2 separate regions of the Mus musculus genome follow, and region 1 is linked to region 2. A link is a loop called in an ENCODE intact Hi-C map of the cell type or tissue named here. Cell type or tissue: left cerebral cortex. All regions are shown on one strand. Each heading gives the region's core, and the rest is flanking DNA. Links, peaks and the distances in the headings are about the cores only. Region 1 has its middle 21 kb from the start of Rgs4. Region 2 overlaps Rgs5 (regulator of G-protein signaling 5).

Region 1 (16,598 bases), core at 3,597-11,596, 53 kb before region 2:
TCATCTGAGGCAATTTTGTGTGATGTTAAATTTTCTAGCCTCCAATAAAATTGATTAGGGCAAGAGAAAATACTCATCTGAAGTAAAAGTTGAGAACTTAATAAAGGCTCACAGGGTCCCAGCTCCACGGGTGTTTTAGGGATTTGGTGTTTGATTGTCTTACTTTCCTTAGACGACTGTGATAAAGACCATGACCAAGAGCATCTTGGGAAAGAAGGATTAATTTCACCTTGAAGTTTATATTCTATCATGGGAGGAAGTCAGGGCAAGAACTCAAGGGAAACAAATTCAAGGCAGGAACTGGAACAGACCCCAGAGGAACCTTCTTTCTTTACCGACTTGATTCTCCAGGCTTGTTCATTGTGCTGGCTAGTTTTGTGTCAACTTGACACAGGCTGGCGTTATCACAGAGAAAGGAGCCTTTCTTGAGGAAATGCCTCCATGAGATCCAGCTGTAACACATTTTCTCAATTCATGATCAAGTGGGGGAGGGCCCAGTCCAATATGGGTGGTGCCATCCCTGGGCTGGTAGTCCTGGGCTCTATAAGAAAGCAAGCTGACTGGGCAGTGGTGGTGCACACCTTTAATCCCAGCACTTGGGAGGCAGAGGCAGGCGGATTTCTGAGTTCGAGGCCTGCCTGGTTAATAGAGTGAGTTCCAGCACAGCCAGGGCTACACAGAGAAACCCTGTCTCAAAAAAAAAAAAAAAAAAAGAAAGAAAGAAAAGAAAAGAAAGAAAGAAAGAAAGAAAGAAAGAAAGAAAGAAAGAAAGAAAGAAAGCAAGCTGAGCAAGTCAGGGAAAGTAAGTAGCACCCACCATGGCCTCTGCATCAGCTCCTGCTTCCTGCCCTTTGTGAGTTCCTGTCCTGACATCTTTTGGTGATGAAAAGCAATGTGGAAGTACAAGCTGAATAAACCCTTTCCTTCCCAATGTGCTTCTTTGCCATGATGTTTTGTTCAAGAATACAAACCCTGACTCACACACTCATCTTGCTTTCTTATATACCCCAGGCCCAGGGTTGTTACCACCCACAGTAGTCTGGGTCTTCCTATATCAATTATTAATCAAGAAAATGCATGATAGGCTTGTCTACAGGCCAAATTGATGGAAGCATTTTTTTAAAATTGAATTCATCTTCCCAGATGGCCCTTCCCAAATTGACAAAACCAACTAGCTAATTACTAACAGGGAGTAATTTTGAAACAAGAAGGGGTGAGGGAAGGAAGAGGGAGAAAAGAGGAAGAGAAAGAATGGAAGTGAAGGGAAGCAAAGAGAAGAGAGCGGGGTGGAGGGAAGAAACAGATCTATGGTCAACAGTAACAGTCCTAACAGTCAGGCAGTGTCAGAGCTCTGCAAGAAATACAGTCTCCATATAAGGAACTTGAAGGCTGATGGGAAAGACCCTTGTCCCAGTTACTTACCCTACTAGGGATCAGGAAGTCACAAGGCACATTGGCGGAATCTACATTCACAGGAGCCTGATTATTGGATGTTATTGTTATGGTCTCCATTTGACAAATGAGGAGATGAAAATTCAGAGCTAATAAGTGACTGAGTGTTCAGCCAGGCACTTCTATGTTCTTCCCATAATACCATAAAGCTTTTTAAATTATAACTATCATTCCCAGAGCACAAACAACAAAAATAAGGGAAAGGTGACAGGGCACTAAGTGATAGTGGGCTGAGAGCTTGTGGTTGCTGAGAGAGCTCAAGAGACACGTATCTTTAGGAGTCACGAGTCCAAAACTTGTGGCTTACCTCAGGCATCTTTGAGGAATATGTTTGAAAATAAGGAATGTAGAGTGGAAACAAGCTACTCAGAATACACATTCCTTCTTATAAAGACACTCTGAGAACCCTGAGGAGGATAATAAAGTCTCACACCAAATACTGAATCAGATTGAGAGGAAGTTAGTTGTAGATACTTCCTTTAGTTAGACTAGCTGTTTTCCATAGGGGAATGTACCTGCAAGCCAGTGACACATCATGTATCATGTTTGTATAGTCAATGTTCTACTGATATGGGAATAGTGGGAAGTATCTTTACGAAACATTGGGCCTTTCTGGGGTCCTGGAAACTCAAAAGGCCTCAAAAGCTGAGCAAGTAACTTTTGGGTTTTTGTCTCAAAAACTTGAACAATGAAATTCATGGACCAGAGAGGGCAAGTTCATAGGCTGAAGGTTAAGAAGGAGGAGAAGGGGGGGGGAAGGAGGGAGGGAGAGAGAGACAGAGAAAGACAGAAAAAGACAGAGAGGAAGAGACAGAGAGAGAGATGGAAGACACAGAGATAAAGATTGGGATGGAGAGACAGAGAGAGCACAGGAATTCTTCATAGCAAGAGAGATGCCAGTAAATGGGGTATCATTAGGCTGCTGAGTCCTTATGGCAGAAACATGCATGTGCCATGGAACACATGTGCAGGTCAGTGTACAACCTGAAAGAGTTTTCTCCTTCCACTACTCAGTTCCCAGAGATTAAACTCAAGTCTGAAGTTGTAGCAACAAGTACCTTTACCTGCTAAGACCTTTACAGACCCTTTCTATTAATATTTGGTCCAGCTCTTGCTATTGTTTCTCTGAAAGATTTGTACAGGGTATTTGAGTCACCAGAGGAGACCCTATATGTTTGGCATCAGGCTATGCACCTTAAGATTGTCCATACTGTAGAAAATGGTGGATTTTCAGGTTGTGCCTTGCCCTAGGAGATGTCATTTCACAAGTAGCTCTTTAGCTCCATTTGACCCAGAACCTGCATCATCTCAGAGAGTACCCACCCAGCACAGCCCAATGCATGACATTCCAAGGAGTAAAAACTGAGCCACCCCAATAAAGTCAGTGGAGTAAATTGAAACATGGAGACTCATGGCATGTTAAAATCATATCAGAGAAAGCAAGCCTCAAAATGTATTAGACATGATCATCTGGACCTCAAAAAATGATGAACACAGAAACAGTGACACAATAGCCCCATACCAACCAACAGGCGAAGGACTCCCAGACCCCTGGAACACTGACTTGTCTTGGTCCCCTGTGCTGCTGTGGCCTAATTGCCAGCCTACCCTTTCATTTGTTCACCTGTCCAGGCCTGACCCACTATTTCCTGCTCCTGACTAGTTTTCTGCTCTAGGGCCAAGCCTCTTCCACCCTACAGGTGAACTCTGCAGCTCCATTCTAAAACCTCAACTCCAGCAGCTCCAGCAGTAGCTCCCTGCCCATGCTGGTCTGGTTCATTGTTATCCAGTCAATACAGGCTCTTCCTGAGCCCACTTGTGAAACCTCTTAAACTCTGCTGTGGCCTCTTTAACTTGTGTATGGGTGCCATGCGACATGAGAGCTTACGTTAGCAACTAAGATTGCAGTCAAAGAACCTGCACGTGCCTTGGCCGTGCTACCGAGGTTGGTGGTATTCTATCACAAACTGCTGCCATTGAAACCACTAAATCATGTGAATTTATTGGCACTCAGCAGATTATGGTATTGTAGAAAGGCACATGTGCTGTGTTCATGTACATTTTTGGCATAAGGAGTCCATGACAATGATTCGGGCTTTAGTTAAGTAAACACAAAAGGAGATAGGAAAACAGGGTCAGACACATGATTGTGTCATAAGCTTAATCCTAGGACTTCACAACCAAGTAAAAGCGTCCTTCAAACTGTCCTGGAGCATCCTAAAAGTTGAACAAACCTCTAGCTAAGCAAAATCTATCACCTACTCAAAGGAAGGTTCATCCCTTCAGAGAACTCTTCTTTGATAATGACAAGTTCCTGGGCTCTGCAAACAGCTCCTCAGCCCTTGTGCTTGCTTAAGCCCACTGCCACTCTAGAACGCATCTATACTTTTCTCTTGGCTTTTAAATAAATCCATGTGTGTATTACTACTATCCCGTGTCTCACTGATTCCTTGCTCAATACACAAAAAATCCTGGAGGTTGAATCATGGAACATTCCAGAGACACCCTTCAGGAACACCAGCGGCCAGCATGCTTACAGCCAGCTTGCTTGCAACCAGCAGGACTAGCACAGTGGAGAGTGTTAGACGGGACTTTGCTTTTATTAACCAACCGTGTGATTTGTCTGTTAGGGTCAAAGGTCATGTTAAGATGGCTGCATAGCAACCATCAAATATGTTCACTCGCATATAATGGATCAAAGGAAAAAAATCTACATCAAGGACATACGTACAAATGGGTCTTTGATATGAACAGAAATTAATAAATGCTACTTGTTATACTGTAAAAGATAGAAAAAAATACTCTCTCTTTAAAACAAAATCTAGAAAGATTCAGATGTAAAAAAAAGAAGTAAAATTGAAGGTAAACCCGTTCTCTGCTTGTTGTCTTGGTAATTTCATCCCTCCCCCTGGCTGTATACCCTTTCATCTTCTTTTTGAAAGATTTTGTCTGCATTTGAAATCCTAGTGACGCCCAACTCTTCTAGGAAAATGTTAATGAGCCCTCCTGTTTCCAGCGACTCATTTCTATATGCTCATACGCACAGGCTGAATACAACTCAGCTCTGCCTTATGTCTTTTGCTGGTAGTTTCCTAAATTATTATTTCCTCTAAAAAGCAGTAAGAGTTTTGACAGCAGGCCCTCATATGGAAGGTTTCTTCTGTATGCTCCACAGGTAGTAACATAGAAAGCTGTGGTCATCACAGGCTTATATAGTGGCATAGCCTTGCAAAGGTAATCTTTAAATGTCATGTTGATTAGTGTTTATGAGGCAGGCACAGAATTCCTCACACAGTGAACTTTAAGCTCTTGGTTCTGAGTCATAGTCTTTTCTGGAAAACAAACACAGAAATAAAGTTGGTATTCAGTAATGTCTGTTTGATGCGCAAAGGGAAACCGAGTATGGAAAAAAGTAAAAAAAGAGACCGAGAAAGGAGGAAAGGCAGGAAGGAGGGATGAGAGGGCAAGAAAGGGAGGGAAGGTAGAGTCCTAACAACAGAACTTTATGGAACATAAAGGCAAATCAGACAGGATGAAAGCTAACACATGACGTTCAGTCGTAGTATGCCTGATAACCATTTGATGCCCAAGTGAGCATACCACCTGCCCAGTGAGATAAACATACGTGACACAGTTGAATTAACAGGTGCTGCCAGAGAGCCTTCTTTTCTGGTGAGCACATTGTCACCTGCATTTCCTTGTCACAGATGTCTTGGAGGAACATCTATCTGCTGGCTCCCACTGGATCGACTGTAGGCACCAACAAGGTCTTCCCTTGCCTTCCGCCTTTTTCTTACATTAGCTTCTGCCAAGAATTCAGCCTGTCCAAGTAAGTTTAGGCGTTGTCTCAGATGCTTATTTTAGGTGAGCAGTTCTTTCTCTAAGTGAGGTCTGTTGATTCCAAAATAGGACAAGAACTGTACTTGGCAATGTTCTCCTTACTGGCAAAACCCTCTGGCTTCACTCGATGGTTTTGAACCTCTCTTCAGTAGGTGACAACAATGAGGTCACTGTTGCTACCATAAAGGTATACCTGTCACCTTCATGGTTCTAGGTGTGTCTACCCAGAATGGCTCTCTTTGAGACACTGTGGCAATAGTGTGTGTGTGTGTGTGTGTGTGTGTGTGTGTGTGTGTGTGTGTGTGTGTTTTCCCCTCCCCATCCCCGAGCATTCAAGAGCCAGGAAATAAAGTAAGGCAAGGAACTTTACTAACTACACAAGTTCAAGATAAAATTGTATCTTAATGAATCTCTCTATGTGGATCTTCATTTCTAATCTGGTGTGGGATGCAGTTGGTGATTCCATAAAGGTAGGCAGAACCTGTTTCATCTCCCATGAGTCATGCCTGTGGATAACGCTTGCTGGCTAGGTCATCTTGCCTTGACCAAATCACTCTCTTGTTCTCTTAGCAATGCCTCTCTCTCTCTTTTTTTTTGTTCTTTGAATGGGGCAGAATGTGTTCAAGTCAAGCATATCAAAAGCCACACAAAGTCCACTTTGACTTGCCTACTTTGAGGCCCAACTACTCAAATTCTAGGTGCACCTGGATGCTGTAGCATCACGTTGATGTACCTTTAAGCAACCCCCTGAGACTGAACCCTGGTTACCTCATTTCTAAAACAGAGGTCAGATTCTGAGAGATAAAAATAAAATTCTGCAGGTTAAGTATCTGGCCAGGTAATGTCACATATTAGATGCCTTATAAAGATTCCTTGTTTTACCTGTATATGTCAGGAAGTAACATGTTATAACACAAAGTTATAATATCACTAGAAATTAGCTAGCTATTTTTGGCACTTTAAGATGTTTGAGCCAGGTAGTGGTGGCTCACACATTTAATCCCAGCACTTGGGAGGCAGGCGGATTTCTGAGTTTGAGGTGAGCCTGGTCTACAGAGGGAGTTCCAGGACAGCCAGGGCTACACAGAGAATTTCTCTCTCTCTCTCTCTCTCTCTCTCTCTCTCTCTCTCTCTCTATATATATATATATATATATATATATATATATGAAATTTTAACCCTTTCTGTCTTTACATTTGGAGGATAGAATCTTGAGATTCTATTCAAACTTCTTGAACTCTGAATGTAACACCAGTCTTTGAGTTATTTAGCTGAAAAGGAAACTACAGAAAATCCTAGAAAGAAGGACCAAAGGTGTTTCATTAGATGGTGCTATGATTTGGGTCTGAAATGCCCCCAAAGTTTATGTGTTAGAGACTTGGTCCCTAAGATAACATTGTCTACAGTTGAGGTTTTTAGAAAGTGGTTGGATGATGACGGCTCTGGATTCATCTACAGAAATCCATTGGGTCCTCATTTAGTGGTGAGATGGTGGGAACAACAGGAAATGGGGCTGAGCTGGAGGACATAGATCACTCTGTGTGTGTGTGTGTGAAAGGATGCGTATTCCCTGTCCATGTCTCTGTTTTTTATCTCTCTGTCTGTTTTTCTCTTTCTCCTTCCCTTTTCCTCTTCCTTCATCCTCCCCTCCCTCCATCCCTGGTTTTTTATTCAGAAGGTCTTTCCACCAAAATATTCTGCCTTCTCACAATCCCAGAAATACTTTAGCGACACAGTCATGTAAATCTTTCTGTAAGTCTCTCTCTCTCTCTCTCTCTCTCTCTCTCTCTCTCTCTCTCTCTCTCTCTCTCTCTCTCTCTCTCTCTCCTTCCCTCACTTTCTCTTTTTTTCCCAGGTACTTTGCCACAGGAGCAGAAATCTAACTAACACCAATAACCTCACTAAAGACTCTAAGTGAATCATTTTTTTTCTCTGACCCTCCACCTCTTCTTCTATTCCAGGGGCAAAATGTCGACTATATTATGGGATTTCTGTGAAGCCTGAATGCCATAATTTGTTAGCTGCTCCATCAGTGCTGACATCTCAGAGTAATTAAAAAAAACGTATTTTTCTTACTCTTGGCAGCAAAATTTCTGGATGTGAATTGAGATCTACTAAACAGAGAAAAGTATGAAAGTCTTAGATGCCAAATGGAGTTAGACAGAATGATGTGACACCTTTGTTTTACTGGTAAGGGAGGGGTGTAACATCAAAAATCTAGCACATCCAGGTGGCTTTCCTGATTTGTCAGCTGTATGCTCATGACAAAGTGACCTTGTCCTGTGTCCTTGAAGCTATGGTGGCTTCTCTAACTCCATAATTCTCAGGGAAGGGATATTGAGTATCTCCTTGGCCGATCAGTTCCATATGGTGTTGAAGTCATTTCAGAAGTCTGAACTGAAAGTCCAAGTCTGATTTTCCAGCCTGGCCAATGATTCGGTGAGTTGTCTACAGCTATTAATAACTTCAGTTTTCCTAAGCAATTACAGAAGATTTTGTTTCTAGAGCCAGGACCATGATGAATAGAGTTCTTTCTGAAGGTATGTCTCAAGGGCAGTGTTCTTGTAAGGAATAAAGCTTGTGATAATGGAAAATTCTTGTCTTTGGCCCGTTATGTATTAAAATCCAGAAGCCGCATGAGGCATAGGACATAAGAAAATGATTTCACTTGTCTGCTATTTGGGACATTTGTCTGCAAGTTTTTATATCAATATGAAGAATCTTCTACTTATTATAAATATTTATTAGCTATTTATTATTGTGCCTGCTTTCTTATGGCTTAAATTCAACTATAACATGGGAGAAAACACATTTCACGAAATAAAAACATATAAGTAGATCGGTTATTTTTCTTGTTAATATGACAGAGTGCTGTGGCTTCAAACTTCAGCATAGGAGGTTTATTTTGGCTCAGAGGTCAGTGAATACTTTCCTTCATGCTGGGGGACGCAGCTGCAGGGATTCTGTCCTTGTGGTAGCAGCTTGTGGTGTGACTTAGCAGCAAGTACTTAATGAAGACTTAGCCAAGAGAAGAGGTAAGACTTGGACAGACAGGAGGAAGGGGAATTCCCATTCCACGTGGAGAGGTCAGAAGCCAGACTTCTCTGAGCTGAGTTTTGAAGCATGTGGGAGAGACACATGTGAATACCCTGAAGCTAAAGAGTTATAGAGAGGAGGCAGGAATTGCTTTGTACATTTAAGTACTAGCTGAAAGGCAATGCAGCAAGGGAAGGATGGTTGACAATGAGGCTAGAACAGTAGCAGGATGTCAGGGCATGGCTCCTGGACCTTTGTGTTACTGGGATTGAAATCAAGACATAACTCATGTCCAACAAAGCCAGGATTATTTGAATTAGCTTCAAAGGGTACTGTTTATAATGCCAGTCCCACCTAGTAGGGTTTCAAGATATGCTTGCGGGTGTTTTTTTTTTTTTAAATAATAATTTCTTTCTTTTTTTTTTAATTGGATATTTTCTTTATTTACATTTCAAATGTTAGCCCCTTTCCCAGTCCCCCACCCCGGAATCCCCTATCCATTCCCTTCTCCCCCTGCTTCTATGACGGTATTCCCCCATCCACCCACCCACCCATTCCTGCCTCCTAGACCTCGAATTCCCTTACACTGGGGCATCAAGCCTTCACAGAACCAAAGGCCTTTCCTCCCATTGGTGCCCAACAAGGCCATCCTCTGCTACATATGTGGCTGGAGCCATGGGTCCCTCTATGTGTACCCCTTGGTTGGGTTTAGTCTTTGGGAGCTCTGGGGGTCTGGTTGATTGATATTGTTGTTCTTCCTATGGGTTTGCAAACCCCTTCAGCTTCTTCAGTCCTTTCTCTAACTCCTTCTTTAGGGACCCCATTGGGGACCCTGTGTTCAGTCCAATGGTTGGATACCAGCATCCAGCTCCATATTTGTCAGGCTCTGGCAGAACATCTCAGGAGACAGCTATATTAGGTTTCTGTCAGCATGCACTTCTTGGCATCCACAATAGTGTCTGGGTTTGGTGACTGTATATGGGATAGATCTCTAGGTGGGGCAGTCTTTGGATGGCCTTTCCTTCAGTCTTTGCTCCACACTTTGTCTCCATATTTACTCCTGTATTTTGTTCCCCTTTCTAAGAAGGTCTGATGCACCCACACTTTGGTCTTCCTTCTTGAGCTTCATTTGTATCCTGGGTATTCCAAGCTTTTGGGCTCATATCAGTGAGTGCATACCATGTGTGTTCTCTTGTGATTAGGTTACCTCACTCAGGATTATATTTTCTAGTTCCACCCATTTGCCTAAGAATTTCATGAATTCATTGTTTTTAATAGTAGTAGTACTCCATTTTTGTAAATGTTCCACATTTTCTGTATCCATTATTCTGTTGAGGGACATCTGGGTTCTTTCCAGCTTCTGGATATTATTATAAATAAGGCTGCTTTGAACATAATGGAGCATGTGTCCTTATTACATGTTGGAGCATCTTTTCGGTATATGCCCAGGAGTGGTATTGCTGGGTCCTCAGGTAATACTATGTCCAATTTTCTGAGGAACCGCCAGACTGATTTCCAGAGTGGTTGTACCAGCTTGCAATCCCACCAACAAAGGAGGAGTGCTCCTCTTTCTCCACGTCCTTGCCAGCATCTGCTGTCACCTGAATTTTTGATCTTAGCTATTCTGACTAGTGTGAGGTGAAATCTCAGGATTGGTTTGATTTGCATTTCCCTGATGACTAAGGATGTTGAACATTTCTTCAGGTACTTCTCGGCTATTTAGTATTGCTCAGTTGAGAATTTTTTGTTTAGCTCTGTACCCCATTTTTAATAGAGTTATTTGATTCTCTGGAGTCTAACTTCTTGAGTTCTTTGTAAATATTGGATATTAGCCCTCTATCAGATATAGGATTGACAAAGATCTTTTCCCAATCTGTTGGTTGCCATTTTGTCCTGTTGACAGTGCCATTTGCCTTACAGAAGCTTTGAAATTTTATGAAGTCCCATTTGTTAATTCTTGGTCTTCGAGCATAAGACATTGGTTCTGTTCAGAAAATTTTTGCCTGTGCCCATGTGTTGAAAGATATTCCCCACTTTGTTCTCTATTAGTTTTAGTGTATCTGGTTTTACATGGACGTCCTTGATCCACTTGGACTTGAGCTTTGTATAAGGAGATAAGAAGGGGTCAATTTGCATTCTTCTACATGCTGACCTCCAGTTGAACCAGCACCATTTGTTGAAAATGCTATCTTTTTTCCACTGATAGTTTTAGCTCCTTTGGTAAGGATCAGGTGACCATAGGTTTGTGCGTTCATTTCTGGGCCTTCAACTCTATTCCATTGATCTACCTCCCTGCCTCTGTAGTAATACCATGCAGTTTTTATCACCATTGCTCTGTAGTACAGCTTGAGGTCAGGGATAGTGATTCCCCCAGAAGTTCTTTTATTTTTGAGAATAGTTTTTGCTATCCTGGGTATTTTTGTTATTTCAAATGAACTTGAGAATTGCTTTTCTAACTCTATGAATAATTGAGTTGGAATTTTTATGGGTATTCCAATGAATCTGTAGATTGCTTTTGGCAAGATGGCCATTTTTACTATATTAATCCTGCCAATCCATGAGCATGGGAGATCTTTCCATCTTCTGAGATCATCTTTGATTTCTTTCTTCAGAGACTTGAAGTTCTTATCATACAGATCTTTCACTTGCTTGGTTAGAGTCACACCAAGGAGTTTCATATTATTTGTGACTATTGTGAAGGAGATCATTTCTCTAATTTCTTTCTCAGCCTGTTTATCCTTTGAGTATAGGGAGGCTACTGATTTGTTTGAGTTAATTTTATATTCAGCCCCTTTGCTGAAGTTGTTTATCAGATTTAATGAGTTCTCTGGTGGAATTTTTGGGGTCACTTAAGTATACTATCCTATCATCTGCACATTGCGATATTTTGACTTCTTCCTTTCCAATTTGTATCTTTTTGGCATCCTTTTGTTGTCTAATTGCTCTAGTTAGAACTTCAAGTACTATATTGAATAAATTGGGAGAGAGCAGGCAGCCTTGTCTAGTCCCTGATTTTAATAGGATCGCTTCAAGTTTCTCTCCATTTAGTTTGATGTTGGCTACTGCTTTGCTATGTTCTCTAGCAAACTATCAATCCATTGTTCTGAGAACAGACTCAGCTCAATATCCCAGCAGAAAAAGAAAAGTTCAGGGAAGACACTGATAGAAAAATGAAAAGTAGTTCATGATCCTTGGTATGAGAAAAGGTCTGACAAGAAATTTTACCTCCAGGAAAACATATTTCATCAACTGCTCTGCTGAAGTCAATGAACTCTGATTTTCTCTTGGACCTAGAGCAGACCCTGTCTCCTGTCAGACACGTCTTGTCAGACTGGTGTGGAAAGCCATTCTTTTTTTTTTTTTATGACGTTGGTTTTGCCTCAATCCTTTTTCCTTCTGTTTACCTGATAAATTGTACAAATATTCCTTCCATCTTTGTAAACCATTTCCATTTTCCTAGGAAAAGAATATTTGCTTGGGAAATATTAACATTCCTAATTCAATAAGCTAAACTCCCTAAGCTGGAAAGGAATAGCGTGAGTTTCCTTCCTGATGAGGGGGAATTTTCTCCTTATCATTATTCAAATAAAACTTTAATTTGAAGGGTTGGATTTGCTTAATGAGAAAATGAGCCCAGGTCTACCCCATCACTTGACATTCTGATAAGTACAATAGAGACCCATTCATGCTGACTCATGCTTCTTTTCCAAGTTATTTGGTCTTTTTTGAGCCTTGTTTCCATGATGCCAAACCAAGGATTTTGAAAGAAAGCCAAGACATTTCTAATCAAAATGCAGTTCATAGATGACCCCCTCACCTACTGCTATACGACTTGGGTGGGCATGACAGAAGATACCCAGAAGCCTAGGAACTACTAAGATGAGCAAGTAAATGGTGCAGAGATGGGAGAGAAAGAGAAGCAGAACAGCGTGTACACAATGTAGAGAAGAGGAACTGGAGACACGAGGGTAGTGAGGACCAGCCTGATGTGAGTAGCCAGTGATGCCACCTGAGGGCCATGGTGAGGTTATGGCCTGTGATGTTGCTAAGGGTCATGTTGATGACTGAGGCCTGGGCAGTGTAGAAGAGCTGGCCTTGGTGGTGGGGATATAAATGAGCTGGTCTTGAGGGCTTGAGTGCAGGAGAGTTGTCCCAGCCCCTCCCTAGGTACTGAGAGCAGGCTTAGGAGGGTGTAGGTGCAGGAGGTATGGCCCTCCCTCCCACATGGGCAGGGTGGGAGAAATGGTCTCATCCCTCACCTGGATAGTAGGGGAGAACTGCCAGGCTGACCAATTCAGCTAACACCCAGGCCCAGATCCAGGGCTTTTGGTTGGCCTACCCCAACATCTACCCCATCTATGAACTATTGGAGCAGATAAAAGGGCCAGATCCAAAGCTGCAGGATTTCCATGATATGAGGCAATGAAGGATATCTGAGAGGAGTTTTGGTGAGGATCCAGTATTGGTAGTGTAAGAGAAGCTACAAACCTCAAAGAAAACCAGTGACTCATTGCAGTGAACATTTGCAAGTAAAGATGTATGGACAGAAGGGAATGCTGGGAGACACACGTGACATACTACAGATTCCATGAGAAGAATTGTTTGGGTTTGTGTGTGTGTGTGTGTGTGTGTGTGTGTGTGTGTGTGTGTTTTGTGTTTGGTTTTTTTTCGAGACAGGGTTTCTCTGTGTAGCCCTGGCTGTCCTGGAACTCACTCTGTAGACCAGGCTGGCCTCAAACTCAGAAATCTGCCTACCTCTGCCTCCCAAGTGCTGGGAGGGGTTAAAGGCGTGTGCCACCACTGCCCGGCTTGGTTTTGATTTTATTTATTTTCTTTTGTGGGGGAAAGCTTAAGGGTAGAGGGTGGATATGAAGGGACAGGGAGATGAATGGGATAGGGGGTGCATTTGTGAAATTCACAAAGAATCAAGAAAAAACTTTCTAAGAATATGGTCCATATTCACATAGGTCTTTACCCTTAAAGTTTAAGTTAAAGTTGGTTCTCTCTTATTGCCTGAGCCCTGGATGTGGCTCAGGACATCAGACTTGGAGTCAAGCTCTGCTGAACCGTCTCCCCGGCCCAACCATTTCATTTTCAAGAGGAAATAAACTTCAATATTACTATATTGACTTTCTTAGGTACTAAAGTTCTATTCTACCCCTGAGTTGAGGTGTTGTACATGAATTTTCCACTGACTTTGAACTATTTTTTAAAAGTAATTCATTCTTTATTCTAATTCTATATTACTCTTACTGATTTCTAGATAAAAGGGATACAGAGATGAAGCCAACAAGAAGGAAACTCCTGTCGTGGTTTGATTTGTAATCTGTATTTAAGAGAAAAGATTGCATACGACTCAGAGATGTATGTGGCGAGGGTTTTTTTTTTTTAAATAAATGAGAATGAGTCAAACATTGGTGGCAACAGCATGACAGGCATTCATATAGAACAGGAAATAATACATGACAGAGAGTCCCATATGGTGGCAGTGATGCTGGTGTAGTCAGCAGAGCCTACGCCAGCTTGAACCTCAGCAAAAATGTAGAAATCAATAAGATGTTGCTACAAAACTAACAGCCTGTTTTCCTTCTCCTCAGGCCTGCTGCTGCTCTGAGCCCAGCCTGTGCATTTGACAGACATTTTCAGAGCCTCACTCTCTAGCCAGATACTCATTCTCTCTTCCAGGTACTTAGGGTCTCCACTGATATCATTCATAAGTAAGGAGATATTTGTGCAGAATGAGCGTGTTATTTGAACCACAGGCCATGAAAGCAGGTGAGAAATCAGTGGAGAAGTCATGTTTAACCAGAGGCAACAGGGTTCATCATTTTTCTCTTTCCTTCAATGGTGGCTCTACTGTGGAAGAAAATGCTACTCCGCAGTTAAGAATGTGTTGGGGCTGAAGTTATCAGCAACTGTTAACAAGATGAGTCGGAATGTCCTCAAGACCTTGTGATATTCTTGGGAAAGTGTTAAATGCTTTGAAAAATAGGATCTCATGTAATTACTTCCACCTTGATCTTATTGCTATCCCCCCCCCACTTTACAGAGGTCCAGAAAGAGTTAACTCCTTGAGTGAGTACATAGGCCAAAGGGTAGCCCTAGACAGAGCCAGATGGTGGCCTATACTTCAAAGAGAGCCATGTGTGTACTCAGAGGAAACAGTGTGATCCAATGATGCAGAAGGTTTTAAACTGGGGATCATTCAAAGGATTATTAGCTACACAGAGGACAAACGACATAAGAAAGGCAAAAGGGATCACCAGTGAGTAGGCTGACTGAGCAAAGGACCTGTCTGTGAGCACTAGGAGATGAGCCTTGGTTTGTAAGTTCAAAGACTTGGCCAATGACCCAAGTCAGTTCCATTTAAAGCCCTGACTCACACTGAAAGAATTCACATGAGGCTTGTGTTGATAAATAAAATGGCAGTAGGCATCTGCATTGTATTGATTAAAGCATTCTTTGCTTGTAGACAAAAACATAATCAATCAATAAATAAATATCCTGAAACCCAGAGAGCAATTTAAGTCTATTACTCCCACACAGTTCTATGTGTATCCTAATGAGCTACCACTCATAGTCAGCTCTGTCTGGTGCTTCCTTAAATCAGACAGCTTACATGCTCTTGTGTCTGTTTTCTCTCTTTCCACAGACCACCCAGAATTTGCCCATTGTTCTTAAATAACACACACACACACACTTACATGCACTCATGCTCACTCTCACACACGAGCGCTCATACACACTTGTATATACATACACACACAGGACTGAATGTGCACAGGCACACTGGTGGGGAAAGGAAGGGAAGATGGAGAGGGGAGAAGGAAAGAGAGAAAGAAAATACAAAATCAGTGCATACAAGATTGTACTGAAGATATTGGAAGGCAGGTGAGCTGGTCAGTTTAAGAGTATATAAAACGTAAAAGCCCACAGTAAATGCTCCCATTCTTAAAACTACTTTAGCCCTTCTGCCAAACTACACAATAACACCCTTTTCCACCTTCCTTTCTTCCATTATTACTCTGGTGTCCAGAATTCACTCTTAAGCCAAAATACTTTGTGTTTCTTGGGCATAAAATTTATGTAATTTTTCTTGTTTGTGTTGAGTGATACTTTAAGAGTCGCCTCTAAACTCACCCTTGTCAGGGTATTATCCTAATAATCACAGTTCCTTCCCAAAGAGAAGGTGTCAGGCTAGAGTTTAGGAGTAGTTTTAAAGCATATGATGACGTTTGATGGAGTGTAAGAAGCAAAACAAGGGTGTTTTTGATATTCTCAAGAGCCAGTTGGGCTTTACATTAGAGGTACTGGCATGACGCAGCTCTACTCACCCGGATGTTGTTTTCTTCCGATGCCATTCGCATCCAGCTCTGACACTGTAACTCTATCTAATCCTCTACCAGACTGATGTTATTATCCCAAATGAGCTTAAGTTTCCATATTCTAGACAACTGTATTTCAGAGTTCTGATAATAGAAAACCAGAATCACATTCAATGATATCAAAACTTCAAATCCAATAAGCATTCTCTAATCTTTGCATTATTTAAATGAAGGGAAATCCACGCAAGCAGTCTAACGAGCTCAGGAAAAATTAAAATGTTCCTGAAGGAGATTGTTGAAAAGGACATGCAGCTACAAAGGTCTTGCCATTACTGGAGCAAAGCAAGGTTTCATCACAAGCAAGGCACACAAGTGGGTCTTGTTTCTTGTTGGGTAGATTTACTAGAAGATGCAACAGAGACGTCAAAGACAGTATATTTGTATTTAAGCAGAATGGTCAATATCATACTTTAAAATGTCTTTGGATATCAGGTGCAAATATGTGAGATAAGCAATACATTTTAATATATATGTTATTAATAACAGTATCTGAGAAGGGAATGGTTGGACAAAACCCAGAACTAATGATGTGAGCCATGTGAACATCTGGCAGTAAGACAAAAGTGGAATGAAAGAATAGCAGGTTCAGAAGCTCAGAGAAAAGAATGTGTGGGATGCTTCCCTGAGGGACAGTATGCAAGGATGGATGTGCGGGAGCTGAGCTTTTCAGAGTGCGGGTCATGATCGCTTCTCGGCCTTTTAGCTAAGATCAAGTGCAGAGTGCAGGTCATGGCAGAGTCTTTGGTTTGATTCTAAGTATGGTGAAAAGGTATAAGGAAGCCCTAAGCTAGTTTATGTCTTTAAAAGGTTTTAATCAAAACTTTAACTTAGAGTGTGAGTGTGTGGTGTGTGTGTGTGTGTGTGCTTGTGTGTATATGTTGTGTA
Region 2 (16,598 bases), core at 4,543-12,542:
CTCAATCTATGAGGCAAAGCAGGATAGAAAGTGTATCTGGCTCACTCGTGAGTACATGAAGAAGCATGTGGAAACAGAAAGGGTGATGCCCACTTTTAGTCCCAGCACTTGAGAAGTGGATGCAGGAAGATCAGGAGTTCAAAACCATCCTCAGATATGTTCTGAGTTTGAGGGCCAGCCTGGACGCATGGTACTCTGGCTCAGTCAGAAAGGCAGGTGCTGTGGCTTACACAAACAAACAAGGACAGGCCTGAACACAGACTCAAATATCTGTCCTCATGGTGACTTCCCCTTTTAGCCAACTGCCCAGTTGCACTCCCAAGCTACCCTCCACTTGTTTAGAACACGAACTAGAGAAGGACGTGAGTAGAACAAACATATTTTGTCCCGGGTCCGACCCTCCTGAGAACCATGTGAACTTACAGCTGTTCTGGAGAAGCTTGTCCAGGGACTGGCGCCACTGCAGGACCTCCTCCAGTGAGGGCCTAAACCAAGGATAAAGACAAAGAAGGGGGACAGAGTAAGAAGGAAGATAACCACATGCATGGTAATGACTTGACTTTGATATTCTTAGGTGGTGACACAGCTGGTGATTGGTCCTCAGGATGGCGACAGATAGATTATTTTCTCATGGTTAGGTCTGATTAGCTGGTTTCCTACTTGGTATCTGCATGCATTTTGCTTTCTGAACAATCTAAGCAGACAGGTTTCTTTGACAAGTGGAGTTCATTTGTCCCGAGGCTATGTCCAATTGTCTTATATATTCTATAGGAGTGAATCTGAAGATTATCTTTATTTCAAATATAGCTTAATGAAATACAAGTGTTCCCTTCACAGAGGGTAAACTAATGTTCTATGTTTCACAATGTCCCATATTAGTCACCGACATAATCAACAAGTGATATTTGGTAGAGACCCCAATGCCACAATCATCTCACTAAGGATAATAGAATCAGTCAGCTTGATATTACCCCATTCTGGAAGTATGATAAAAAAATAAAATCTACATTCATTTATTTTTATTTATTTATTTATTTATTTATTTATTTATTTATTTATCCTTCCCAGTTAAGATAGAATGATACTTTTTGGAGCTTAATTTTTTTCTGAAAAGTTTTTAGTATCTCTTGAGTCAGAATGTTGAACGTAAATGTTGACTTCAAAGAAGGTTAATATCCAAGGTATAATAATAATAATAATGATGATGATGATGTTAGACTATTTTTCTTTAATGTTTGCATCCACAGGAGCCCCAAAACTGTACTTTGTAACAACCCTCAATTTTCTTCTCTCACCAGCATCAGGATATACCTTCCTTCGTTCATAGTGCCTGAATCCTTGAATCACCACATTTAGTCTTTACCATCCAATTAAAGCAGGCTGGCAGGACATTTATTATGAGACAAAAATGATGAAGTGTTTTTCCCAAGGTCTTTGGTTGTTTAGTAACTGTTCCAGGCAACTCAGAAATATTCTTCTTTCTAGTTCTTATGAAATTATATCTTTGGGCATTTAAATCATTGACAGAAGCAACTGATATTACTGGGACAATTTTCAATCTATATTTTATTTTTCAGGCATAGGCATTCTCATTGTATCTCTGGAAGGAATCTAAGATGGTCTTTTAACTCAAGTGTGTGACTACCTTCTAAACTCTCTTTGTGGAATATATGTCAATTAAGTCCTGATTTGATTTGAGGGTTTTTTTTTCAAATTTATGTCTTCTCTCTTTGAAAGCCAAACTAAACAAGAAGCAGGGAAAATAAATCTTGTGAAATAAACTTTGATGGGTTCTGTTTTCCTAGCAGAACACATAAATCTCAGGTCAAAAACATATGAATTTCTCACAGGGGCACCCCTCACAAGTGGACTATCTTTCTTCTTATCCTCCCCCCTAGTTACTATAAAGGAACAGAGAGGGGAGAGATGACATGAACATGACTTGTAAGTATGTTTGCATATCTCTTTCATTTATTTTATTGATAACCACAAAAGGGCATGTTTTCATATGGATGATAACTCCTTTTGACCACTCAGTGTTACTTGATACCAAGCACTTTTGCTATATGTATATTATTCTGTATGCACGTGCTCACAGTGGGTTCAATATTTTACACATAGCAGAATACTTTCAAGTCCAAGTGTTCTCAGAATCAAGAGCATGCTATACAATGGAACAATAAGAAACTAACTCAGAGCAAAGGGTAGGCCTGGTTCATGCCCTAAGCCTCCTGATTGTATATGTATTTTCATAAGATGAAATAGCTTTTCCTGCCCTTGTTCTTTCGATGGTATAAAGGCACACAGGAATAAACAATGAGATGAGCAGGTGTCCCTGCCTTAAACATGTTACCAGATGCAATTTGTCCCAAAAGGTCTCATTATAAAACCAAGTAACGGTCAATATCAGCAGCACATCACGGCCAAGATTAAATTCCTGAGAGGGACATGTGCCGAGTCTGCTTGGGGGTGAAATTAGTCCAAATTGATTTAAGGGCGTAGTTGAACAGGACACATCCCCCCACGGCATGTAGCCTAGTGTTCTGATTACAAGTCTAGGAGGAAATGGGTTCATCCTGTCCTGATTCTCAGAATTTGCCAGCCCTCATTAAGTGTGACTTCTTTGGAAACAAGATAGATGCAGATCGAAATAGCCAATGAACATCCTGGTCGGCAAGGTCACTGCTGACCAAAGAGGGCAAGCAGAGTCTCCTTTCCCTGTGTGGGTGTGAAAGATGGGGAGGAAGGTAGCCCAGATAAAAGACAAGATAAACATTTGTTAGGACTCATTAACTATGTGTTTTAGAATGCCCAGTGCAAATGCCTCCTGATTGAGGAAGTGACCACATCAGTTCGGAAAGCAGGAGCTTTTTCCATTGTTAAATGCCCTTCACTGGAAGGATCTTTCCTATGGTAACAGTGCACATAACCCCCACAGGGACTGTGTGTTTTTCCTGGAGAACTTTTCCCATTCCTTGCTATGGCCACAGCATCAGTTTTAAGTAATGAATGAGGTTGGTTGCAAAGACCAAAGATATAGGTTCAATTATGGACATCAAAATATGGCAAGATTTTTTACCTGTGCCCAACTATAGTTTATATCTCATTGTTGGCAATTGGATGAGGACCCAATCCATGTTTATGGACTCAGAGTCATGAGCTGGGCATACTCTATCGGACATCTTTTAGTAAACAAGTGTCAAGTTGAAGGGCAAACAAAATCTGCCTTAGCTTACCCAGAGTTAACCTTGTTGAAAGCCACAGCTAATTCAATACTTAGACTTGAATGAACAAATGAGCCATTGTTACCCTTGCTGGCAATACTGGCAAATATTATCTATAGCACTGAAGAAGAATGTAGTTTGGCTGAACACCGTTGGCTGGGGTTTGTAAGTTTGGTTTCCTTTTGGTTTTGGTTTGTTTGGTCATCTACAGTGTCTTGTACAATACTTAATTATCCTTGACCATGTTTTCCCATAGTCTTGCTTTTGACAAAGAAATCAAATCTTGAGTTCATTGGTATCATTTACAAGAGCCTGCTTTATTCTTCCTTCCTGTCCTACAGAGCACAGCCAGGCTCGAGTCTATGCCCATTGATTGAGTCCTTGCCCCATGGCCAGTGGCACTCCTGTAGACTTTTGGAAGGCCACTTCTTTGGGTCCATAAAATTGTACACATTTCCTTTTAAGGCTCACTCTGCAGTTAACCAGCTGCAGGAACACACAGTATGGCTTGCTGTGACTAGTCATCAGCCAGGGTTCTGACGGGTTACTTGTAGAGGCCATTCTTGGGCTTTAGAATGGCAAACACAATAAGATCAATGCATTCAGTTAAAAATTGGTAACAGATGTCAAGGAAGGACATTTAGAATTTAAAAGAAAAAAAAAACCTAATGAAAGAATATCTGCCCCTGACATTTTGTAAACCAGTGTGTATTACAAACCATAATGGTATTACAAACTAAATGTATGTGGCTTACATTTTGGTTATTATTTATTCTGAGAACCTACAGCAGAGCCTCTGAGAATGCAGGGGCTTGGCAGAGTAGGTCAGGGAGAGGGAAAAATACTTCTTAAACTGTGAGTTAAAAAAGAGAGTTCTGATAAAGAGGAAACTAAGACAACAGGTCATACAAGGCAGGTCATATAAGTCAGACAGGTAGCCTTCAAAAGAATACCTTGATCAAGGATGTAGGCCTTTCGGAGGAGGAGAAAGTCTGCAGGCAAGCCAATGGAAGCAAAGAGAAAGGGTAAGGGTCAAAAGGATGAGGAAGGGGCTTTTTTTTTCCAGCATGGAATAATGATAATACTTGTTTTCTCCTAATGGAAGAAAAGCCAAGGCCAGTTTTGGAATACCAAAATGATAAGAGAAGCTGGGACTGGGTATAAGAAAATAAGACAGCTTATTTTCTATTTTTCCCCCCAGGGGCTCAAATTTTTAGTCAGATGAGAATTTAAAGTATATTAAAAAATAGAAAGTACTTCTTCAAAGCAATTGCCCAAAGATGAGAGGAGCTAAAAATACACACCTTTCCATCAAGAGGTTTATTTTTTCCTCAGAAGATATAGGCTTTAAAAAAAAAAGAAAACATACACAGAGAAATGTGGAAATGAAGAAATGAGTTTGGCTGAGGTCATGCAGAGCAAGGTTGTTCCCTGAAGGCTAAAAACACAGAAACCCACCCAAAAGGAAGAGGAGCACCTCTTCAGTTCCACTGTTGAAAACAGCTGTCACACACAAGCATCCCCTGGGGACTGGGGGGGTGGGATGCGGTGGGGGAGGAGGGAGGGTGTTGTCTTACCCAGAAACAAATAATATTTTTGATAGAAGAAAGGGAAGGAAAGACAACAAGAAGAAATAAATCAATAAATTTTAGCCCCAGCTTTTCTCCAACAATTTCTCTCTTGATTCCCTAAGAGCCAAGAGGTTCAAGTGTCCGGGTGGCATTCGAGAGTAGGATATAGAGAGCTACACTTGAAAATGTTAATCCCAACAGGTCAATAATTGCCACATTGTTTGCTCCAAAATAGACCTTTTGACCTGCTGGCTATGATGTAGTTCTTACTCTGTACTAGTCCAGGAAGCCTGCTGCTCCACTTTGAATTAGCTTCTCCTTTTTAAAGGTAGAAAATTCAATTATGCCTCACTTCCGGTTTGTAAACACTTTGAAGTAATAAAAGGAATAAAATGGAAATATCCACTCAGGATGATGGCAAATGACTTTTAAACAGAATAACCCAGTTCTGTATCCCCCAGCCAATCAACTATATTAAGTTGAAGGTCATTTGGACAAAGGATAGGATGGGCAATTTCCACAAATCTTAAATTTAACAAGAGACATGAAAGTTACAAAGGTACTCTGCTTTCCCCACACCATCTGTGATCTTGAAGCCTTTAGAAGGCAGAATGAAGGAGTTAGCATCCTTTGGACGGTCCAGCCTCCCTTCTTCATTTCTATGGATACATCTGCTATAATGGGAGGATTCAGTGCATCTGTCTAGACAGTAAGGGACCTAATGGAAGATGACAGACAGTGATGACGGTATGGGTAATGTTACTGACTTAAAGTGGGTAGATTCTTCATTATGGGCATAGCTTCTTGATTATTTGGAATCATACTTTCCTGGCATGCTTCACTGGTGGGTGTGGGTGGGTATGATGTGCACAGCTGAAGCTGAGAGACAGGGGACGCTAAAACGACTATCAGGAATATGATGGTTTTTATGATTTGGGAATGCAATGCTTGGTGTGTATTGTGGGGAACATCAAGAAAAGTCTTCATTCCTCCCAAAAGTAGCAGTTGGGCTCATCCACTGGACCTTGAAGGGAACCTAGAATACTCAAGAAGAAACTATTGGGTCCTAAATTGCCTGCCTTTTCATCAGCATGAACTTGCTCGCATTTTCCTCCCAAGGAAGAAACCTTGGCTCTTACTGTATGCTGAGTGCTCAGAGCTTATAATTAACTGGATCAGGGTTACTTGACCCAAGCCAATAAATTATCAGATGTTTTGACCTTCTAGTCAGTAACTGAGTGGCTGGTGTCATTTTATAAAGTACAGTTCATCTTTCCAAAGATGAGGCAAGACTCTATCTCTTTTAATTTTGTAACTATTTACTGTTATGATCTAGATATGGGGTGTTAAAAAAATACACTATTTATGAAGCAGCTCTCTGAGGACTCTGATGATTTTCAGTGAATAATGGAAGGGGGTAGTTCTACCGATGAATGACAGCAGCAGATGCTTGAAAAACAGCTGTCATCTGAAGGGAAAATGAGAGGAACCCATATTCAGGACTCACTTGTGTGCCTTGGCAGGCTTCTCTGGCTTCTCATTGTATGGAATGACAAGGTCAACAGCAGAGTCTGGCTTCTGGAGGAGAATTCCCAACTTGATCTTGATCTCCTTGGCCCTGAAAGGAGAGATGTCAGGGGACAACAATGACACATGGGCACACACATCTCAAACAGTGCTTTCTTTCTGCACCAGAGAAAGGAAAATGCAAAGAACCTCTTTGGCTTCTTTTATTTCTATTACAGCAAAAAAAACCAAAAAAACAAAAAAAAAAAACAAAAAAACAAAAACAAAAACAAAAAAGCCCCATAAAGATAGAAAACAGGACACGTGGGTTCCAATCATTGGTGTGTAGAGGACACCAATTATTTGCATAATCGCACTCCAACCTTAATTGTTCTCTTCTTACTTTCTAATTTCTATATGGCAGGTAATATAGTCTTGTCCCATTTTGCAGAGGGGAAAACTGAATGACAGGAAGTTTAAATATCTTAATACAGCCCAGTGAGTATGCGATCCAGCCCGAGCAGTCTGTGTCCACAATTCCCGGGTGTAATTACTAAATGAAACTGTCTCTCAGTCTCCTGAGGACGCTGGCTCTGGCCACCAACTAGATGCATTACATTTGAGCCATTTTGTTTTTATTTTTACTGCCAGATCTCTGTCCCCTTTCTATAAAATGACAGAGTAAAGCTAGATGTCTTTGGAAGCCATTTGCAATCATAACATTACAGTATTTTTTGCTTAATTGTTCTAAAAATCCTTGCTCTGCCCCTCTCTAGCTGTTGTAAGTAGCCTCTTTGCAGCAGCCTTCCTAGAGGAGACTCATTTCCAGTGATGGACTGGAGATTTAATAGTCCTTTAACTTCAGCATTTCAGTAAGTAGATGTGGTCAGAATTCTGCATAGTCTCCCATTATGGGAAGGGATGCAGTGATTTTCACTCAGTTTTAAAACAAATCTTTTAAGCAAATCTTTTTCATGATTCAATACTTTAAACAGACCATGGAAATTGTATAAACATAGATCTTTCTTCTGTCTGTCTGTCTGTCTGTCCGTTCATGTATCTATGCATCTATCTCTCAATCATCTATCTATCTACTCATCGGTTTGTCTTTACCTATCCATCCATCCATCCATCCATCCATTCATCCATCTATAATTGTGTGTGTTCACATGTGCCATGACACATCTGTGAAGGTCAGAGGACAACTTTTGGGAGTTGATTCTCTCCTACCACTTCGTTTGGGCAAGGTCTCTATCATTTCTGTTACCCTGAATATTCCAATCTAAATGTTCTGAGAGATCTCATGTAATTTTCCTGTTTCCACCTCCCACCTCATCATAGGAGTGGAAAGATTCCAAATGTAAGCCGCAACAACAAGCTTGTTGTGTTTTCTGGGGATGGAACTCAGGTTATGGGGGCTTGTGTTGAAAGTACATTTACCAGCTGAGTCATCTCTCCAGCCCTAAACCCTAATCTCAGATAGTAACTCACAGATCAGTTGTGTATTAGGAAACCCTAGACTGTTCTTCCTTTGTCGCTGTGGCCCTCCACATGCACTTTGAGGATAGGGCTTATCATATTGCATTAGGGCTATTGATTTGTGCCTGTTTTCTAAGCTGTATAGAAGAACCCTTTCAAGGTAGGAGTCGAGTCTTAAATGCCTTTTAATCTCTGTGCCTGGCACAGTTGCTTGGCAACCTAGCAAATATTCAATAGTATTTGTCATCATGAGCTAAAATTATCTCGATTTCATTTCTTACCAATCTGTTACCATTGGTCTCCAAGTCAGTACCAATCATAAGCAAAGCCTTAAAGAGCTATGAGGGGTTCACATTATAATCAGACAGGATTTTGATATCGAAAACATACTTTTCTATTTGGTGCATAGAGATAGCAAAGAGGTAACATACACAACCAACATTAACAATTTTGCATCTTAGAGTCACAGTTAAGAAAGCCCTGTCTTGCAACTTACAAAAGCCACAAATACCCAATTACCATGTAGAATGTCCTACTAGCTCAAAATATGGTGTAGAAATTGATTTAGAAATAGTTAACTCTGAGGTGTCTTTTCATCTCTGTTTCATTTTACTTTTGTTCTTTCTCTAGAAACTTCCCGGTGAGTGAGCACAGCCCCCGACCTCTTAACATCAAGCGTATCTTAGCTAAACAAAGCTTTGTGATGGGAATTGGAAATCATCTGCTGCGGGGCAGGGGAAGCGACAGCTTATATTACACAGTGAGTGAGATGTTCTCCCTTTGAGTTCAGGCTCTACAAGTTACACAAACTACCTGATGTTAAGTGTTTCTGGCTTGGAAGTTGGGTCTGGTGAAATAGTTAAGTTCTCAGACTTTTGAGATGATTTGAATTGCTAGCTTTAATTGCATAATTATTGTTTTCAACCAGCTCTAGCCCATGGCTTCCACCTATAAGCACCAAATGAAAGCGTCAGAAAATGACATAGATCACTTTTTTTAAATTGTAAAGGGCTCCTGGAAAATTCTAGCTCTGGAAGTAAGACTACTACCATATAATATTATCTGGGATAAAAAATTGATCATTGGGAGTTGACTGGACAATGTATACAGCACTTGTGACTACCCCCTGCTGGCCAGTACAGAGCACTACTGTCAGAGATACAAGGTCTATCTTCTCCCAGGCACACTTCACTATCCAGTAAAAAGAGTCATCTGCCTCCTGGACTCCACATGCCTCTCCCGCTGTGCACATATGGAAAGCTGTTATTAATGTTGAACTTGACACAACATTGCATCCACCAACACTTCTATAAAGACGAGTGATACACTCTCATGTTTGGGGGTTTCGTATTGTTTGGTTGGTCCTTTAAGATTTAGGCTTCCTCCCCCTCCCCCCTCTTCCCCCACTTCTATTTCTTTGTTCTTTTCTCTCTTGCTTCACTGGAGTCATTTGCTTTTGTAAAAGGCAGGAAGGTGCTGGTTTACAATTTCTCATGCAAGAGCAATAGTCAAGTATGAAGGGGTAAAGGTAACAACAGAGTTTAAAATAGTCATTCATTTCTTGCGAATTTACAAATTGATTATGTTTTCTGTGCCAGGTAGTACATAATAAATATACAAACACCCATAGGCCTTGGTCTTTGCTTTTAAGATGCCTATAGCCCATTGAACTCTTCCACTGGGGTTTCCGGAAGGAAGCAGACCCTGAACAGATAGTCTCAGTTCCCACTAGGGTAAGTCCAGGAAACTTCTCAAAAGAAGCAGAAGTAGAGTTGGAGAATGGCCAGTTGTCACTCACTTGAGCAAGATCATTTTTGTTTCTTATAAATCTGTTAACATTAGCCTGACTGACCTTTCAGGGCAGAGAGAAGGCCGCGAGATGGATTGCTTGATTGTGAAATGTAATGCAGTTCATAGTACAAAGCGGTATTGAATGTGGTCATCCTGTCTTCCTATTCTCAATGGAGATGACAAGGGACCACCATGCTGCACCAAGCTTGTGACATATTTGGCATGTGTGCAAGAAAGAGTTAAAGGTAGAGAAAGGGCTCTTCAAAAAAAATGTTTCCATGTAAAGAGGAGGCCAACTATTTTATTAACTTGGGTTGGATCAAATTGTCTTTATCTGTCCATTTATCGATGCATTTTACCATAAGGATTGTTTATAAATGATCACTCATTTCCTAAGATGGTATACACACACACACACACACACACACACACACACACACACACACACGAGTGAAACAAAACTCTAGAGACATTTTATCTATATCAATTGTCCAGTGGCCATTTGTGTGTGTTATGTGATCTAGAAAAGACGTACTACTTATAACATCACTTATTTTTTGAAAAATCATGTTCTGATGATGAGCCTCAATTGGTTGTTTACCTGGTGTGTAAGATGCCCTGGGTTTGACCTTCAGAACTGCATAAACTGGGCATAGTGACAAAGACCTATAATCCCACCATATAGGACGCAAAGGTGGATAGATGAGAACTTTAAAGTTATCCTTTGCTCCATAGACATCATGAGATATATAATACTTATAATATATACACTTATGTGTGTGTTTGTGTATACACACAGATACAAGCATGCATACACGTGTGTTCCTCTTCTCAGAGCTGATACCTATACCAGAACACCAGGTATTCTCTTCCTCTTGGCCTTGGGAATGCAAGAAAGAGGGAACAGTGTGCTTGGGAGAACTCTGTTGCTGAGGCTTTGTCCCTGGCCTAGTATATATAGGCTGAAGAAGAAGACATTGAAAGCTCATCAGGAACTGACCTACTTATTCATTTGTAATCCTGAAGAGAAGGATGAGTACGATGAGTAAGATTGCATTCACTCTCACCAAGCAGTAACCAATGAAAATAACCAGTGATAAGGTTCCAGCCAGTCTGAATACTTGGCAGCCTCACAAGAACAAAGCAAGCAAGCAAGCAAGCAAAACCCTCCAAAAAGAAAAAGAAAGAAAAAAAACCCCACAGAATTACTGCATGGCTCTCAAGAGTTCCCAGAAAAGAGCTTCACCCTCCATTGCCTTCCTTCCTGTCAGAGCCTCACACAGTGTGGGAATAGTACAAATCAATGGGAAAGCCAAAGAGGTTCAAACTCACCAAATTCGTTTCCCGTTTCTAGATAAACTTGAGCGTATCTGACATTAATTGAATTTCAAAATCATCTCTATCTGGAGAGGAGAACTTTCTAATGTGTTTACCACATCAGCTATGGTCCCTCGCTTTCTTCGACTGCACACTAGGCCCTTCCCTCTGGCTAAATTACATTAATGCTGATTAACACCAAATGATTTGTGTCTCCTTGGGTCTGTTATCCTTTTGTGTTACAAGGAAAAAGAAAACTTGTTTTGAAATAAAATCAATTGGAAATGCCCGGTGGAGCATTTAATCAGAGGGAGAGAATTCTGGAGATGAGTCACACTTTTCAAGCTGCAAAGGTCTGAATAGTAGTAGCCTTGTGCAATGGTAAAATCTGTTCCCTGTGTGGGATGTTGGCCAGGGGATAGAAATCCCAGAAAGCCACAGACCATCTTAGTCTTTCCTGCCAGCGAATAGACTGGATGCAAGTTTTAACCTTTAGATGTATGTGTGCAAGGCCAGCACCAGGACACTACAAACAGAAGTATGGCTGGATGAATTTTTTTTTTGAAATAGAACTATATTCAAGAGAACTTGATTGAGAGCCGATAGAGAGGCTCTGACTCTAGATGTTTCAAGGATTAAGATGGTGTTTCTGGCCCTGGTAGTGTCTGGAACAACTCCAAAGGGCTCATTGCACACAGGAAACTACATAGTAGGCATTTCCCCATCGTTAGAAAATACTGATGGGACACAAGAATGAAGAGATGATGTGTGTTCTTGCTTCCTAAAAAAACAATAAATTCCTATGGAAATGCATACACACACACACACACACACACACACACACACACACACACACACACACACACACCTGTTAGCTACCATCTTCAGCCACCCCCACCAACTCCCTGGGATCTTCTGAATCTGACTGCTTAACATGGCAATCACCTAGCATGACTGAAGACACATAAAGCCACCAGATGACTGCCAGGACCATAAAGTGGCTGAGTTCTGTTTCTTTCTTTAAAGTAACCGGAGACAGAGAAGTGAGAAGCCGAGGCCGGCGATGAAGCTTGGTGAGTGCATGCCTAGAATGGGCAAGAGCCTGGGTAGATTTCCAGCCCCCCCGAAATAAAAACAAGAAAGAGAAGAAAATGGAAAACAAGATAAAAGCTGGTGGGCGGGGCTTAAGTGGTGCACGTATTCAATTATTCAGATCACTTATATAGGGTCTATTTTAATGAGAAGAGAACCTGGGTGTAAGGAGAAAACTTACATTCCACCATGTTAAAGAGACAGAGGGGCAGTAAGGGTCCTGTGCTTGGGACATATCTGGTAGACACAGGAAGGTTTAAGTCTAGACGCCAGACACAGTTCAAGAACACTCCTCACAAAGAAAGGCTCTCTGCAAGGAGTTTGGGGAGTGTAGGACCTCATTTTCAAAACTGGTTTCCAAAAGACTTGATCTTTTTTCCTTGGTCAGGGTAAAATTCAAGGCAACCCAAATCTTTGTTGCAGATGCCCCCTGCTGGCTATGAAGAGGCATGAGCTACAATTGCTGTAGAAAGAACCTTGGATCTGGCTAACCTTGCAGGCTTCTTCCACAAAGGTGAAAAGACTATGTGTTATCTTCCCTCCCCAATAAATACCCATGAAAACATGTCCAGCACACACACACACACACACACACACACACACACGCGGGCTTGTTTTCGCGCACAAACACACACACACACTCACACACACACAGAATGCTTTTTATTTACCATCTTCGGCTACCCCCTCTCAAATCTTCTGAACATGACTGCTAAAAATCAATGATCGATTCTCAAGACCAGGAAGAAGGCAGAACCAGACCATTTAGATGGAGAAAGACTCCACTCCACCACTCTACCATTTCCATCTGGCTAAAAACAAAACATCCATGGTGTTTGTTATAGCTATCCATCAGCGTGTTGCATGAGAATTTATACCTAATTTCTTACCTCATTTTCATAATTTACTTACAGTATCTTAGGCAAATGACCCTAGGGTTAGTCTGTATAAAATATCCCTTGATGATGTAAGCTGTAGGAAAGTGGAGAAGGATGGCAGAAAATACAGTGTCCCCGTTGTTAAATAACTGAAATGTGGCTTCAGCAATGACAGCTGTCTCCCAAAGCTCATGTGATTAATTACATTAAATGACATTCTGAACTATAAAATGGTTGAAAAAAATGGAATTGACAACAGCTGTCAATTATGACATATTTATAGAAAACACATTTACCTCTTGCGTCCTTCGAGCTCTTGTTACCTCCCACCATTTCCTGTCAGACTTAATCACAACAATTGCCATTCTGTGCTCCAGCTCTTACCTGAGCTGTCCCCAAACAGTTGTCACTCAGATGCCCTCACAGGCAAAGGCCACAAAACACTAGTGGGGGCGGCTCGGGCCCAGAAACTGTTCACTTCGTAAGCAGGAAGCATCCAGAAACTAGATGTAAAAAAATAATGCCAGGCACTGTGTACATATAGTCCCCAGGTAGGAGAGTTGGTGACACACAGATCCTTACGTTCTCACTAGGCAGACTAAGCTACTTTGTGAATTAAAGGCCAGTGACAGGCTCTGTCTCAAAAAGAAAGAAAGGAAGAAAGAAAGAAAGGAAGAAAGGAAGGAAGGAAGGAAGGAAGGAAGGAAGGAAGGAAGGAAGGAAGGAAGGAAGGAAGGAAAGAAGGAAGGGAGAGAGAGAAAGAAAGAACCCTGAAGAATGATAATGTCCTCTGGCCTCTCCACAAATGTGTGTGTGTGTGTGTGTGTGTGTGTGTGTGTGTGTGTGTGTGTGTGTGTGTGTATTCACACACACACACAGAGGTAGTCAACAGAAAACTTGTCTAGATAAGCTAACTTCTTCATAAGACAGAGTACCATTTCAAAACCTGGGCCATACGCAGTTTCTTCTTCTGCTCACTTACTTAACAGTCTAATGAGCAGCATCTTTGCTGTGAGCCTGCCCCATGCCACACACTACTACTTGTAAGAAAATCTTCTGTGGAGCCAAAGACAAATCTGTTAGCCTTTTAGCTGTTATACTTTTAGCTGCTCACAGTTGATACGCTGTGAGATAGGTGTAGGGCACTGGGCATCTTTCTAACCAGATATGCACTTCTCAGTGGTGATAAACACTTTAGAAAGCTTTTTAGAAAGTCCAGCCTCGGGTCAGGCCATCTCTACCTGTTCCTGCTAGTCTGATCAAGATCATTGATAATGGGCTGTTTGCTACAAATGACTTTTAAAAAAATGTGTGTTCCATACCAATCTCTCTCTAGTCATAGGAGTAATGCTCAGATTTGAATTGGTAAGCCCACTGTGGATCCCCGTCCATGTTAAATCAGGCTTGTAAAGAGGGAGCTAACCTTTCACTCCTGGAGATGGCCTCTGTGGTTTGATCATTGACTCTGAGGTTTCTTGTTGTCTAATATCAACCACAAGGGCATCAGAATCTCAACTCAGATTCTCTCATGGGTTAGCGAATCCTTCATCCTGGTGCAAGCAGAACACAAATACCCGGGACTTTGTTGCTACTGAGGAATGAATTACGTAAACACTTTACATCAGCTTGTCAGCTAAAAGTATGCGTTCACTTTGGTTCCATTGTAGGTACAGTGGTCCTGCTTTCAAAAACTGATGCTGACGCTACTGAGAAATGACTACTAATCTAGCTAATATAACCACAACTAACCATGAATAGACTTGTTTATCTGCCAAAATTGGTCTGGAATGGATCATCTCATTTTCCTTTAGCCACTTACTATGTGAGTGAATTTACACAAGCTGTGTATCCCTGCACCTCAACCACAGAGCTATACAATTAGGATGAATTAGGAGATGGTGTAAGAAGTTTCTGTGAGGAGAGCAAGGGATAACTGTAAAGGCTGGTCCAGTCCCTGGTACATAAACAGTATGCCATCGTGATGGCCACTGTGATGACTACCATTGTTACCACGGTCATCATCATCACTCTGTCTATTCATTTAATGACTGCAACTTCCCAGTGCCAGCTCTAACTCCTAATAGTCCTTTGACTTGGGGATTTGTAACCCTGAGCTTCTACAAGAGTGGACGATGATGAAGGCGAGGCCTGTATTCCACTTCAGTCTTTCTTCTCCATAAGGAGACACTATAGCTTCCTCCGATAAACAGTGTTGGAGACACAGAAGGAAAATGTGTGTGTGTGTGTGTGTGTGTGAGAGAGAGAGAGAGAGAGAGAGAGAGAGAGAGAGAGAGAGAGAGAGAGAGAGAGAGACTCTCCTGGATAAAGTACCACAATACTATCAGTCTCCAGGACTAGGCAGTTCCACCCTACTACAGATACACATTGCTGCCCATTTTCACACACGCAGGGCGATGGTGGGACTGCATGAGTGGAAAGATGGATAGACAGCACCCATAATAGTTCCAAACCCAAAGCAGCAGCTCGACCCAGGATGATATGTATACCCAGCCAGCAGATCCTGGAGCGACCCCCAGAGATGCTAGAGCTTCAAACAAGAAACTTAAAAATAATGGCTCCATTTAACATGATTCAAGAAGTTGGTAATTTTTTTTTGTAAGTAGAAAAATGTTTCTGCAAGAGAGTGAGATTGCTTAAATTTAAACAGGAGGCATTTAGGAGAATTTATGAACCATAAACTGTGATGAAACCTTGGAAACAGTGAACAGTAAATGTGGAGAAGTTTCCATTACCAAGAAAAGTCATCAAGGCCAGAGTGGCAGCCAGCTGCTTTGGATAACCCTGTCATGTGACCACCTGGAACCATCCCAGTGACATCATATGACACTTTCCAGATCCGCAGTCCATGTTATACTCACAAACAATCCATCGAACCCTGTTTAATCTCTTCCCTGCATTTGGCAGAGAAGACCCATCTGCCTTTAACTCGTAAGACCCTCATCTCAGATCATGGGACCAAAAGCAACAGTGAACACGTTGAAAGGGTTGTCCCTTGAGAGAAGCCAAGTAGCATACTGAGTGCCTGTCCAGACAGCTCGTATCGTACCCTAAGCAAGCTCTTTTTGCTCAAAGGAAAACACAGAATAGCATAGTGACCCAAGGCAGACATGGCAGCTCCAGGCTTCTCATATCACCTTGCTTTGGGTACTTCCTGATCTGTTTGCTTGTTTTTACATCTCTAAAATACAGCAGCACAACACAAGAATAATTGTGCTTACCTTTTAAGTATCGTTTATGAAAGTGAAATGAGTTACCATATGTGAGGCATTTCTCTCAGTGCCCAGCTCATCTACCAGGGCACACCATAAATTGCAGGGTTTAGAATGTCTAATGTTATTACAGAAAGTGCTGTGCTAAGGAAGGAACATGTCTAGTACAGTCACAGAACAAAAGGCAATCATAAATAAAGGGAAATACATGGTGACAACACTTGCCTTTGATTAAACCCTCCTGACAATCTAGTCAATTTACTGGATGATCTTGGGTAAGTATTTGAGTACTTTGGTCTGGTCAAAATCAAGGAGAGGTAGCTGATAAGACTCCTGCTGACCTTCTAGCTATGGTAAAATTTTATGATTTTAGCATTTGACATCTTTGCCATATAAATAAAAAAAAGCAAGGGCCCAAGGTCTTCATAGGCTATGAGTGGTAACTTCTACACCTTCCTAATGCCCTGTTTCATCTGTAACAACAACCTTATTCCCATAACTTCTACTCCC

What was found. Peaks named below come from ENCODE experiments on the same cell type or tissue, not always from the same donor. Only the 100,000 strongest peaks of a DNase experiment are listed, where the experiment ranks them.
Region 1: it touches region 2 in a loop (2.4-fold over the local background); 3 of 42 quality-filtered maps call a loop at or near these places.

What each region holds. Positions count from the first base shown.
Region 1 is chr1:169,718,239-169,734,836 of GRCm38, reverse strand. No RefSeq gene overlaps it. Among named protein-coding and RNA genes, the nearest start is that of Rgs4, 21 kb to the left of the region's middle. In left cerebral cortex, for the core only: no CTCF peak of the experiment used is centred there; DNase peaks (open chromatin) are centred at 4,558, 4,723, 5,249 and 8,240.
Region 2 is chr1:169,666,642-169,683,239 of GRCm38, reverse strand. Rgs5 (regulator of G-protein signaling 5) reads right to left here. Exons shown (of 5, transcript NM_009063.4): 2 at 6,303-6,413; 3 at 424-485. Among named protein-coding and RNA genes, the nearest start is that of Rgs5, 19 kb to the right of the region's middle. In left cerebral cortex, for the core only: CTCF peaks have their summits at 8,914 (motif pointing left) and 12,413 (motif pointing left); DNase peaks (open chromatin) are centred at 8,913, 10,663, 11,221 and 12,398.